3 separate regions of the Mus musculus genome follow, and regions 2 and 3 are each linked to region 1. The links are chromatin contacts, found by POLR2A ChIA-PET in ENCODE. All regions are on one chromosome and are shown on one strand. Each heading gives the region's core, a stretch centred on a gene start or an enhancer-like site at or near the end of the contact. The rest is flanking DNA. Distances are from core to core; before and after follow the strand shown. Region 1 holds the start of Banp (BTG3 associated nuclear protein). Region 2 holds the start of Zfp469 (zinc finger protein 469). Region 3 holds the start of Zfpm1 (zinc finger protein, multitype 1).

Region 1 (3,814 bases), core at 42-2,541:
ATTAAAAGTCCTGCGCCACTGGGGTGAAAGATAAACTGAAGTTCTTTCCTGGAATGAAAATCAAAAAGGAATAGAAAGATAAAGAAACTCAAGTAGTGTGCCCAAATGGGGCGGGGGTGGGGGGGAGGGCGACAAACTCTCTAACGACTTTAAGAAAGGCTCTTGGGACAATCTCCCAGCGCTCGAGGACACGCCTACCGAGCATACCTGCGAAGGGCAGACCTGTTCCAATGCCAAGAAGACCTTAGGCCGGTCCAGGGAGGAAACAGTTACCAGAAAGGAAGTCCTTGGCAGAGGCTCCCTGGGGACTCAAGAAGAAAGCTGACTGAAACACTGCGTCCTGAGCTGACCAGGCGTGCAGCGAAAGAAAGACCTCGGGACCTACCTGCACCCGCCTAAAGCGTCCCCAACCCAGATTAGAAGAAAGGCAGAGAGGAGGTAGAGGGAAGCCGGAGGTTCCACACTATCTCCGAGAAGTTACAATGTCACCAGGAGCAGAGAAACAAAGGCCACCACAAGTAACAAGGAAAAAAAAGAGCCAGGCTGTGCGGGACGGGGACGTGACGCTAGGTGGGGAAGCGAGCACCAGTCTCGGCCCCGATGTCAACAGAGAGCAGAGCAGAGGCGGGCGGACGCGCCAACCAGGGCGAAGTCACCCGGTTACCGGGGCATAGCGCCAACAACGGCCGGGAGATGGGGCCACCTAGGCGGCGGGGCGGCGCGCGGGGCCCGGGCGCAGCGCGCGAGGCTCAGTCCTGAGAGACTTGGGCGGCCGAGCCAGGGCCACAGCGCCCGCGCGCCGAGCCCGTGACAGGAGCGCCGGGCGCGGGCCCGGGAGGCGCCGAGGCCCCGGAGCCGAACGCACGCGAGCACGGCCGCCGGGCCTCGGCCGCTCGCCCGCTCGCTCGCTCGCTTCCCGGGTCCCGCAGCCCCGGCGGGTGGAGGCGCGGAGGCGACGCGCGGACATCCCGCGGCCCGCCGGCCCCCGCCCAGCCCGGCGTGCGGCCCCGTGGCCGTTGGCGACGGTTGGCGGCGGGGCGGGGCGGGGGCGGCCGGAGATCTCGCTCTCGCTCTCGCTCTCGCCCCGCGGGAAGGGGGAGTGGAGGCGCGACCGGCTGCGGGAGCTGCAATTACCGTGTGGGCTGCGGAATTCTCGTGGTGTTTGTCGGGGAGCTGCGATAATGGCGTCCGTCCTCGCGAGAGAAGCAGCCGCTCTGCGCAGGCGCCGCGAGCGCCTCCCCACGGCCTGCGCCCCGCCCTCAGCGCAGGCTCCCTGGGCTCCCGGCTCAAGGGCGGGGCCGGTCGGGAAGGGGGCGGGGCCTGCTCTGGGCGCCTCTGGCGCGCGCTTTCGCCGACGGACTCCAACGAGCATGCGCAGTTGTCCTCCCCTGCTCCGAGAGTTGACTCGCTGGGCCCTTACTTCCCCATCTCACGTCCATGTTACTTGCTAAAGCAGTAAATCCTCCAGTGTTCAATCTGAGGAATGTACGTCCTCTTTGATGGGTGTGAACACACTAACGCTGCCCTGACGACTACAAATCCCAGTGTGCGCTGTGTGTGGCACGATGCGTCCTGGGACTGGTAGTCTCTGCGGCCATGATTTGCCTGCTGGGATTTGTAGTCCATCCGGATTCTGGCTGCCCCATGCCTTCCCTGCCCTGAGGGCTGCTGGGACTTGTAGTGTCAGCGGCTCAAATGGGCTGTACGCTCCCAAACCCGTCCTACCTACTCTACCTGGCATCGGTCTCAGACGTTCCGGGCTCGTTCAGTGGCATTGTCTGGAAAGTTGCCTGACTTCCTTATGGACAAGCTGGTCGTGGGGACACTGTCACTGTGATAGAGATTATATGTGACATGCTTACGTATCATGCAATAGGAGCTATGCAGCATCGATGTGCATTTGTTGCCAGAAATGCCACTAATGGTTCTCTGCACCTGGTCTGTCGTCAGTGTTCCTTTCCAGGCTGTCCCCTTCTGCATGTTCGCAGTGAGCAATCCTACAAACCGGGATTACAGGAGTTATTTTCACTTAGAAAACTAAACAAAACAAAAACCTGTTTCCTGCCCGTTCCCCTGTGCCGATAATAAAGCCATGACTCAGTGCAGCTACCAGCTGGGCAACCTTGGGACAGCCCTTCTAAACCACTGTGCTCTGTCTGGGGTTTGATCCTGTGCCACTTTACCTCAGGATTGTCTTGAAGATTTCAACCTAGAACTGTGCTGTTAAAATGAGACCTGCTGGGCAGTGGTGGCGCACACCTTTAATCCCAGCACTTGGAAGGTAAAGGCAGCCAGATTTCTGAGTTCGAGCCAGCCCAATCTACAGAGTGAGTTCCAGGACAGCCAGAGTTATACAGAGAAGCCCTGTCTCATTTGGGGAAAAAAAAAAAAAAAAAAAAAAAAGCACTGACTGCTCTTCCAGAGGTCCTGAGTTCAAACCCCAGGAACTACATGATGGCTCACAACCATCTGTAATGGGAACCCAATGCCCTCTTCTGGTGTGTCTGAAGACAGTGACAGTGTACCCACATACATGAAATAAATAAATAAATCTTTAAAATAAAAAGAAAGAAAGCTAAGCCCAGAGGAACTACGAGGAACTTGGCCAGAAACTCTTAGAGAGTTGTACTATCTCCTCCCACCGCCCCTCAATTGGGCCCAGATTTTAAAACTGTAGTTGTGAGAGTTCTGAACATGAATGCCTGACCGCACGGAAAAACAGAGTAATGGTGACGTCATCCCCAGCATGTCACCCTAACATCCCCCTTAACCTCCCTTTCACCCCTGGCGTTGCCGTCTCCTCCATCCCAGGACTTCAAATGTATTTAGTGCAACCATCAAGCAGATGAGTGGATGGTGGGGAAAGGGTGGGTTGGCACCAGTAGGCAGCAATGAAGGGCTGAATGAGAGTCCGAGTGCTAATACAGTTTAGATCTCAACCAGAGAGTACACTAATCAGAGCCAGAGTTCAGAACCGGGAGGCTGATGTGTGCGCATGCGTGCAACATGCATGTCCCTCGGCAGCTGCCCACCTTGAATTTTAAACCACAGTCTCTCAATGGGACCTGCAGCTTGCAGGGTAGGTGAGACTGACTGTCCAGTGAGCCCCAGTGATCCACTTGTCTCCGCTTCCCCAGCTCTGGGATCACAAGCCCACCCCACCACGGGTGGCACCATTGATTTGTGCCTTCTGGGGCTCAACTTTAGTTCCGCGTGCCTACAGGACATGCACTTTGCCAAGCCTGCCATTTCCCAACCCTCTTTGTTTTGATGCCCTGGATTGTTAAAGCTATGTTCATTTACTCTGTGTGCATGCTGTGGGGGTTGTTGGAGTACCGTGGCACCCCGTGGACATGACAGAGAGTCAGTTCTCACCTTCCACCACCCGGGTCCCATGGGTCAAACCCACTGAGGCAGAGCTGAGAGTTCTACATCTTCATCCGAAAGCTACTAGCTGAAGACTGACTTCCAGGCTGCCAGGATGAGGGTCTTAAAGCCCACACGCACTTTGGCAAAATCTACTCCAACAGGGCCACACCTCCTAATAGTGCCATTCCGTGGGCCAAGCATATGCAAACCATCACACCCAGGTAGTCTGGCAGGCTCTCCTTTGGAGACAACGTTTTGTCCGGGAGCCCAGGCTGACCTTAAGCTTCCTGCCTCCGATTTCCCCAGTAACTGGGATGACCCGCTTGAACAAGCAGGCGTGTTCCTCAGTTTTCCTTTCGGGAGTTGCTGCTGCTCTCCGATCTCCGCCCTCTCTCCCCCAGGAGCAGCCCTGGCTTGTCAGAGCTCCACGACACAGGGAGAGGGC
Region 2 (4,221 bases), core at 383-2,882, 280 kb before region 1:
AACTGTGGCAACTCCAGGCTTACTGTGTCGCCTGTCACTCCAGGTGATTGACAGCTAGGGGCTTGGGCTGAAACGGATCCTCCAGTAGCGGCAGGACAGAAGGCTCAGGCTGCTGTGAAGGAGTGAGAGGCCATCGCTGGGGGCATACAAGCAGCCACTGACCTGGGTCGGTGGAGGGTGGGGTCTTGTGGAGACTAAATCACTGACACTGTAAGCTCATGACTTCAGAGCTCTCTTTGGCTCTCCCACGGCCTCTACAATGCCCTGGGATACTGACAGCCTGGAGTCCACTTGCTTTGTCTCACCTTATCTCCCAGACTGAAGAAACCCTGTGCCGTCCTCTGCTGCCTTCTCCCATTCACAATAAGGAAGACACACTCTGTTGGCTCTGCCCAGTTGTTTGGGACCTGCCAGGCCAAGCTTATGGCAAAAGGGACCTGCCAGGCAAGCTTATGCCATCCTGAAGGGACTGCTGGCCAGCTGCTGCTCTCCCCGACTGGCCCCGTCAATATGCCCAAGCATTTTGCCCGCTTGTCTGTTATTTTCCGGACTTGGGTGTTGGCTGAGTAAAGACGGTTGGGACAGTGCAGGACACAGAGGCCTCGACACACCTTTGTCCCTCTAACAGGGGGAACTGGACCAGAGTCAACTGGCAGTGTGGCTCTGGACTGTCAGCACCTCTGCTGCTTTCCAGCTGTGCAACACAGGCCACTCTGACCCTCTTCATCTAGAGCACGGGGTTCCACCCATTTCACTAGGAAGATTAAATGCAGTAGTAACACGTGGCACAGTCCCCACACAGCCGGCTCAGAGGAGCCCGAAGAAAAGCCATCAACTGTCTCAGCTGGAGCCCGAGCCCCACTCAGCAGCCCGGCTGTTCCGCTTTCCTGTCTGCTATGCACATCCCTGCTTCTACCCTGGGGTCTCGGGTGCAGGACAGGGTCCAGGCCGCCACTGGAAGTCCGATTGAATCCCGCTACGATACCCTCCCCTTCCCACCATCGCCACGAGGGGCGCAGTGTCTCCGCGGTCGGCTTAGCTTAACTCCGTGGACTCCTCCAGCGGAGCTGCCCCAAAGCACAGGGTGGGTGGGGGCGCGATGGGCCTCCTGGCGGAAGCAAGAGCGTGGTGACCCTCAAGTCCGCTAGCCGGACCCCATCCCGCCCGCGGAATCAGACCTTAGGGGGTCCCGAGCGGGCGGCGGTGGAGTAGCATACGAACGGTTCCAAGTCGCAATGAATGAGTTACCGCTTCACCTCCCGCAGCCCCGTGGCTCCGACTCCCCTGGGCTCTGGTGATGCTTGCTCTGTGCTTCGCAACTCGCGGGCGACATCCCCAACAGCTCTCTCAGGGGCTGGGCCAGGCAGCCCCGAGTTCGGTACTCGGCGCCTGCAGCTCGTCTCACCGTGTGTCGGAACCCGAGGCCAGCCGTGCGCCTGGAGGGCAGCGCGGTGACCGCACCCGTCCCTGATCACCCCAGCGACGCGCACTCACCTCCGCCCCGGCCGCGCGTAGCTCCAGTTCCCGGGACGCGCGGGGCGCCCGCGCCCGGACCGCGTAGCCCCAGCGCTCATCCCCGCCCGCAGCGCCCCGGCCGCCCGCCCGCCCGTCCGCCGGGCACCGAGCCGCCGCGCTGCGCCTGGGGCGGGGTGCGAGCAGAGGGCCGCCTCCCGGGCCGGTCCGCGGGCAGCGCTCGCGCGGAGGCCGGACGCACAGCAGCGCCCCGGCTTGGGTTACACGCTTGCGCCCCCCCCCCCCCCCGCCCCGCCCCGGCTATTTTTAGCACGGCTTTTCCTAGGTGTTGGTTTCATGTGATCCACCTAGCCACGCCGGCCTGGTGGGAAACTCTCTCCCCGGTCACCAACCCTCTCCCCCCACAACACGCTCCTTGGCCAGTTCTACAGCTGGCACGCCGCTGGGCGGAAAGCCTGGCTTCAGCGCAACTTCGGAAACGGCTGCCACCATTCCACCGTGTGGCTTCCAGTCGCAGCTCTATCCATCCTTCGCTCCTCCCAGTCCCTGGGCCACCAAAAGCAACTAAACCTCTTCCTCTGGCTTCTGTCCCGGAAGGTTAGGGCCCGGGCCATAGCTGACACCTGTTTAGGGGAAAATTCAGGTTAAGCCTCCCCCTACCCCCCAGTACATAAGTCTGACACTCTAAGGTGCTGCGGCCTGGAGTAGATGTCCAGCGGGCTTCTGTCATAACACAGAGCTCGAAGTCATCAACCTTGGTGGCTTCCTACTGGGCCATCATCCAGCCTGGGGATGAGCACACTGGAACGTAGTGGGGACCGAAGGAGCTATTTAGGTCTCTAGAGACGGAGGGGCACCTTTAAGATCATCTGACAAAATGCCACATCTAACATGAACCCAAGCTTCACAGATCAGGAATCTGCCAGAGGCCACACAGCTGGAAGAGCTTATGTTAAGATGTTCAGCTCAGCATGAGGGTTCAATGCCCCAGCATTGAGTAAAAAGGCAAGGTGTGGCGTGTATTTGAACCCAGTGCTGGGGAAGCAAGAGCCAGGCAGATCCCTGGGGCTAGCTGGCCAGGCAGCTTAATTTACTCGGTGAGCTCCAGGGTAACCTGTCTCCATAACAAAGCGGACAGCACCTGAAGCCGACCTCTGGTCTCCACGCACACACGTACACGATGTGAGCTCACAGCCCCAGGTCCTGAGAGAGAGAAGATCACTGACTCCACTTTAGATGAACTGGATCACTGACCATTGATCTGTGGGCTTCTCAACAGGCGGGGGTACTTCACGGAAAGAGACCCTGTCAGAAAGAGCCCTTCCACAGCTCCCACCCCCAGTAGGTCTAGCTGCCACTCAGAAGTTCCAGTTTCACTCCTGGGAACACCTTTATCATGCAAAGCAAGGCTGGGCGCAGGCTTCCAGGATGCTTCCTGGGAAACTCCTGGCCTTGGGCAGGTCCCAAGGCCTATGCTGAACCACTCACTTGTGAATGGCCCTGAGCTGCAGTGTGCTGCAGGGCAAAGCTGATCTTCCTGGGACTGTGCAGTGTGGCATGTGACAGTGAGTGAGCCCGAAGGGGATGCAAATGTGAATAGAATCTGGGTTGAGAGGCCCCCACCCTGCCCTGCACCCCAGCTCTGGAATTCTGATCACATTTCCGCAGTATCATTCTGGGCCTGTGGACCCAGGATCTCTTGCTCCTCAGAAAACATCCAGGAAGGGTCTGAGAAACTAACTGTGAGTGGAGGAATACCCCAGCTACCAGGCTTCCCAGTCCCTACTGCTGGGGTCCCACCCACCCGGGAGACCTTGGAAGACATATCTGTTTTAACTTTAAGGAAGGCCAAGATTTCAAAATATACCAGTGTGTTTATGTATGTATGTATGTATGTATGTATATATGTATGTGCTTGGGGCATGTGCATCTGCGAACACATATACATGCATATGTGTGCACATAAACATATATGTGTGCATGCATGTAGTATTTGGACACATGTTTCTCTAGCTGTGTGCCTCTGGACACTGCCCAGGCTACAGACACAATAACCGAGGTCACTGGTGCCCCCACCTGCTGCTACAGCCTTAACAGTGGACAGGCCCTGTAATTCTCGAGTCAGGTGGGTGTGAGGCCTACAGCCCTGTCCTACTGCTCAGGAGGCCATAGCAAGGCAGGTCTCCTCTGCTTGGCAAGCTGCTGCCCCTTTTCCAGGCTCTGGTGCTGTCTTCAGTCCTCTGACTGGAAAGCCTGCATCCTCTCCCATGGCTACCCGTGACTGATCAGTGATGTTGAGGCACAGGTGGGGCCGTAGTAACACTGTGAAGCCTCGGTGTGCACAGGATGGCAGGGTCAAGGTCTCCTCTCACTCTAGACATCAGTCACATGAGCATGAGAATGCTGTTATGAGACTTTTCTGAGTGACAGGGTCCTTCCTCAAGGATGCCTTGGACTTATGTCCGGCAGCCTCATCTTCTCCTCTCGGTCCTGAACAAGAGCCAGAGCTCCTGACAGAATGACCTCTTTGTCCTGGGAGGAGCTGCTAACACACACACACACACACACACACACACACACACCTGGGGCCAGAGAAGAGGCTCCTGAGGGAACCTCTCTGCTCCTGCCTTTCACCCCCCCCCCCCCCGCATGAACTTTTGGGGAAGGGATGGGAGTTCTGAGCCCTCATTCTCTAGGGAAATCGTGGCCCAGCCAGAGATGCTAACTTGATTTATCCAGCCACAAGGA
Region 3 (4,053 bases), core at 803-3,302, 330 kb before region 1:
GAGGGGATCGGAGGGGCTCTCCTGCACAGTCTCGGTCCTAGATCTCAGAGTATGGGGTTTCGCTGACCCAAGTGGGTTGGGCTCTGCTGGGCTCCTGCGGGCTTATCAGCGCTGGCGATCCGTTCCCAACCTGAGATCTCCCTGCCCTAGCTATCTGCATTTCTCATCAAACTGAAACACACACACACACACACACACACACACACACACACACACACACACGCACACGCTCACGCTCACGCACACACACATACACGCGAGAACAGAACCCAGCAGAGGCGCACAGGCGAGGAGGGGAAAAAGAAACCAGAGAACCAGCACAGATCGGGACCTGTGGGTGGCTTTAATTCTTCAGCTGACATGATAGAAGGAGACTTTCGGAAAACAGGTCCAGCACGCATTTGGGGAGTCGGGTTACCAGAACCCAGATTCCTCCCCGTCCCCCCCCACTTCAGTAGGGGGTACTCTCACAAGCTAAAATGCACACTTGGTCCTGGTGGCAGTGTGATGTGGACAGAGGAGGTAGCTCAGGCGTCTGGAGCTGGAAAGCCGGATGCCCAGCCCCCCTCCCGTCACCTCCTGGGCAGCCCAGATGACCTGTCGCTCTCGCCAAAGGGAAGCTCCGGGGAGGAAGCCCCGCGCCCTGCCGGGAGAGGCGCGAAGTTATTATTGGTGTGGCGTGGGGAGGAGCTCTTCCTGTGTGCTTACTCGCTCCTAGAGCAGCCAAGAGGCCCCGCAACCTGGTAGCCCCAAGAGCCCAGGAGGGTCTTACTGTAGGGGGGCACGGATGATGTAGGATTATAGGGTCTGCCTTGCTCGGGAAAGTGCCCACGGGAGAACCTGCGAGAAACTTCACTCGGGAACAACGTTTGAGTGCCTGAGGTCCCTGGATGGTTCAGGATAACCCCTCGGATGGAGGTGGAGAGAGCGGTGCCCATGGGCATCCATTCGTGTAGCGTTGTTAGGGGCAGTTGGTGGGTCGGATCTCCACATGTCCCCCAGCAGGCAGAGGTCGGATCGAAAACTCCAGAGCCGGAGCGGATAAAGGGGGTTTGGTCAGCCAGTGCCAAATGCCTAGGTTGGAGCAGCCTCCACTACCTATTCCGCTGCCTTGTCGCTCTGCAGCCAAAGCGCTGCGGTGGGCGCCGGCCGGTCCCCGCAGTCCCAAGTCCCCCTTACTCCCAGGTCTTTCTCCTTCTGCCTCTAGATACAAAGCCTGGGAGAGTCAAGCACGCCAGATAAGATCACAATTTCAGCCCGTCCCGACAGAGCGATCTTATCAGGATGGGACTTGCAGAATGGAATATTTTAAACTTTATCTGAGCCCAGATCGGGGCCGCCCTATCGCCGCACCATCTCGGATGCGGGGGAGGTGCAGGCTGCGAGGTGGCCCGGCTCTGCTGGAGCCGCGCCCCCAGACACTCTCCTTCCGGCTCTCGGGACCCGCCACCCTCTCTGGGGCCCGGACCCCCTGGGTGCCCATGCTGAGACGCGGGGGCCCTGCCCGCCGGCAGAGATTAGATTACGGCGCGCTTGGCACTCGGCGCGGGGGGCGCGGCGCGGGGTGAAGGTCGCGGGCGCAGCGGGGTTGGGCGGCCGCGCAGGGGCGGCGCGGGGCGGCGGGGCGCCAGCGGGGGTCTGGCGGGCACCACGGGCAAAGTTTGACTCACGCTTGATCTGCCGGGGATTGCTCTGTTTCCTCCTGGACATGTCTCCGGCGCCGCGCGCCCTCGCGGCGGCCGCCTCTAGCCCCTGGCGGGCGGCGGCGGGCGGCAGGGGCGCGGCGGGGTAGCGGGGCGGCTCATGCCCCCGGCCCGCGGGCTCCACGGCTGCCTCGGCCCGCGCCCCCAGCCCGCCGCGCCGCGCGTGGGCCGCCGGCGCCGCCGCGGAGGCCCGAGGCCACGGCCCTGCGCTCGGGCGCGCGGACTGCCCGGCGGGCGGCGGGCTGGTGGCGGCTTCTCTGCTCCGGCGCAGACGCCGCCGCCGCCGCCGCTCAGCTTTTCTCAATGGAACCTGCGAGCCGCGAGCGGCGAACCGGCGGCCGCCGCCAGGGCGCTCCCCGCAGGCTGGCCAGGCGGGCGGGGCCTTCGCGTAGCTGGCGGCGGGCCCCGCCTCTCGCCACGCCCCGGACCGTCCTCCGCGGTAGCGCCTTCCCACCCGTGCTGACCCCGCCCTCAGGCCGTCCTTCCCACTGGCCCCGCCCCAAACTAGCGCTCGTCTTTTCTCTGCTTGCACCGACTTCCGCGTACTCACCCAGCCTGGGCCGGGCCTTCTGTCCTCGCGCTGGCTCCACCCCTCATCTGTGCTCCTCGCGCTGACCCCGCCCTTCAGCCGATTCTTCCCACATTGGTCCCGCCCTTCGGCCGTCCCTCCTCGCGTTGACCCCGCCCCTCAGCCGTCCTCCTCACATTGACCCCCGCTCCTCAGCCGTCCTCCTTTCGTCGACCCTGTCCCTCAGCAACCTTATTACCCTGATCCCGCCTATCAGTTGTCCTCCCCACGTTGTCCCTGCCCCTGCCCCGCCCTCACAGTGACCCTGCTCCTCAGCTACACTCTCTTGTTGACTCCCTTTGCTCGTCCTCCTCACAAGAGCACAGCCTCAGCTGTCCTCAAACTGATCCCGCCCCTTTACTAGTCCTTCCCACGGGCTCCGCCCCTGTATTCCTTGCCACCCTGCTGGCCACGCCCACAACCCGCCCTTCCAGGTGCTGGCTCCGCCCACGTCTCCTCCTTCTTTGCCTTCGCCACGCCTCCGTAGGCCCGCCTTCTCCCTGGCCCCGCCTCTGCTCCGTAGTCCTTCGCACAGGCCTGGTCCTTCCCCGCCCCCAACACAGGCCTTGCCCACGTCTGTCCAATCCTCAGCTTTGTCCTCACCTCCTCCGGGCTGGCCCCTGGGCTGGCCCCAGGTCGCGCCGGCCTTGTCCCGAATTCCCACCCTCGTTTCTAGATAGACCTCTAGCCTTCTTAGTTAGTTGTAGTTTCCTGAGGTTATGTCCGCAGGCCTATTTAGGACTTGGAGACCTGTTCTGCCCCTTGGAGACCTGTGCAGCAGCCCCGCGGCACAGGCCCCTAGCTTGTCTGGCCCTGCCCCTCCGCTCTGGAGCTCCGCCCCCATGGCTTAAGTTGTGCTGCCCCTTGAAGCTGTGCCTTTCAGGGAGCCAGCAGTGGGGTCTGGATGCCCGAGGCCTGGACACTAAATTTTTGCTGGACTTTGAAAGTTGACAGAGACTCTGATCCAGAAGGAAGCTTCAGTATGAGATTTGCAGCTTCCGATGACTGTGGGTAGCCTCAAGTGGTTCAGTCTTATGCCTAATTGGAGGGGAGGGGAGGGAACCTCAGGTTTTTCCTTCTTGAACTCAGACCTGCCCGGAAATCCGGGAGGAGCCAGAGGTCAGCTGGCCTTGTTTAACCGCAGCCGATGCCACAGTGAACATCTGCCAAGGAGGTGTTCCCCCATTCCCCCAGCTTCCTCTGCTGTCACAGCCTAAGGAGGCAGGTTTCCAGTGCCCACGCAGTGTGCTCCAGACCCAGGTCAAGAATGTGCCTCTTGTTCTGTGAGGATATTGAAACTTGAGACATGCACAAGATCAACGCAGCTTCGGATGGGGTCATGTCCTCATCCAAAGCAAACCAAATGGGCACCGTTGATGTCTACTGCCTCTCTTCATAGCACACAGAGAATCAGAAAGGTCTCCACAGAGAAGACACATGGTCCCCCACCTACCTGGTAGGCAGTCTTCGGTTGGTACAACTGTCACCATCCATGTCCCCTTGGAAGTTTGCCAGATGCCAGGTACCAGGCGTTCTGGGTATGAGACCTATTTCTTTACAGCTTCTGATACTGAGGTCCTTGCAAAGAAGAGAGAGGTGGTCGCCTCTTCCCTGACACCCTGTACACTCAGTGAAGGGCACTGTGCAGGACTGGCTAGTGGGACTGAATGCTGCCCCCTCTGTTGGTCATACAGGAACACCAAGGCCCAGATCCAAGATTTGTACAAGGCTGTCTGGCTTTCTAGCTCTTCTCAGAGGAGCCATCCTTCTATAGCTGGGGTC

Evidence for each region. ChIA-PET counts read pairs that join two places held with the same protein, here RNA polymerase II (POLR2A).
Region 2: POLR2A ChIA-PET joins it to region 1 with 10 read pairs in Patski. The contact joins the promoter of Zfp469 here to the promoter of Banp in region 1. POLR2A ChIA-PET finds 5 or more read pairs at or near these places in 3 of 5 experiments (Patski and embryonic stem cell).
Region 3: POLR2A ChIA-PET joins it to region 1 with 12 read pairs in embryonic stem cell. The contact joins the promoter of Zfpm1 here to the promoter of Banp in region 1. POLR2A ChIA-PET finds 5 or more read pairs at or near these places in 2 of 5 experiments (Patski and embryonic stem cell).

What each region holds. Positions count from the first base shown.
Region 1 is chr8:121,947,969-121,951,782 of GRCm38, reverse strand. It overlaps Banp (BTG3 associated nuclear protein), which reads right to left and starts at 1,291. Exons shown (of 14, transcript NM_016812.4): 1 at 1,135-1,291. Gm27011 (predicted gene, 27011) reads left to right here and starts at 1,138. Exons shown (of 1, transcript NR_169031.1): 1 at 1,138-2,105.
Region 2 is chr8:122,227,685-122,231,905 of GRCm38, reverse strand. It overlaps Zfp469 (zinc finger protein 469), which reads right to left and starts at 1,632. Exons shown (of 3, transcript NM_001362883.1): 1 at 1,495-1,632.
Region 3 is chr8:122,280,140-122,284,192 of GRCm38, reverse strand. It overlaps Zfpm1 (zinc finger protein, multitype 1), which reads right to left and starts at 2,052. Exons shown (of 10, transcript NM_009569.4): 1 at 1,671-2,052. The coding sequence starts at 1,710. The region is part of intron 1 of Gm39269 (a long non-coding RNA gene); the gene reads left to right. RefSeq lists an enhancer at 1,195-1,438.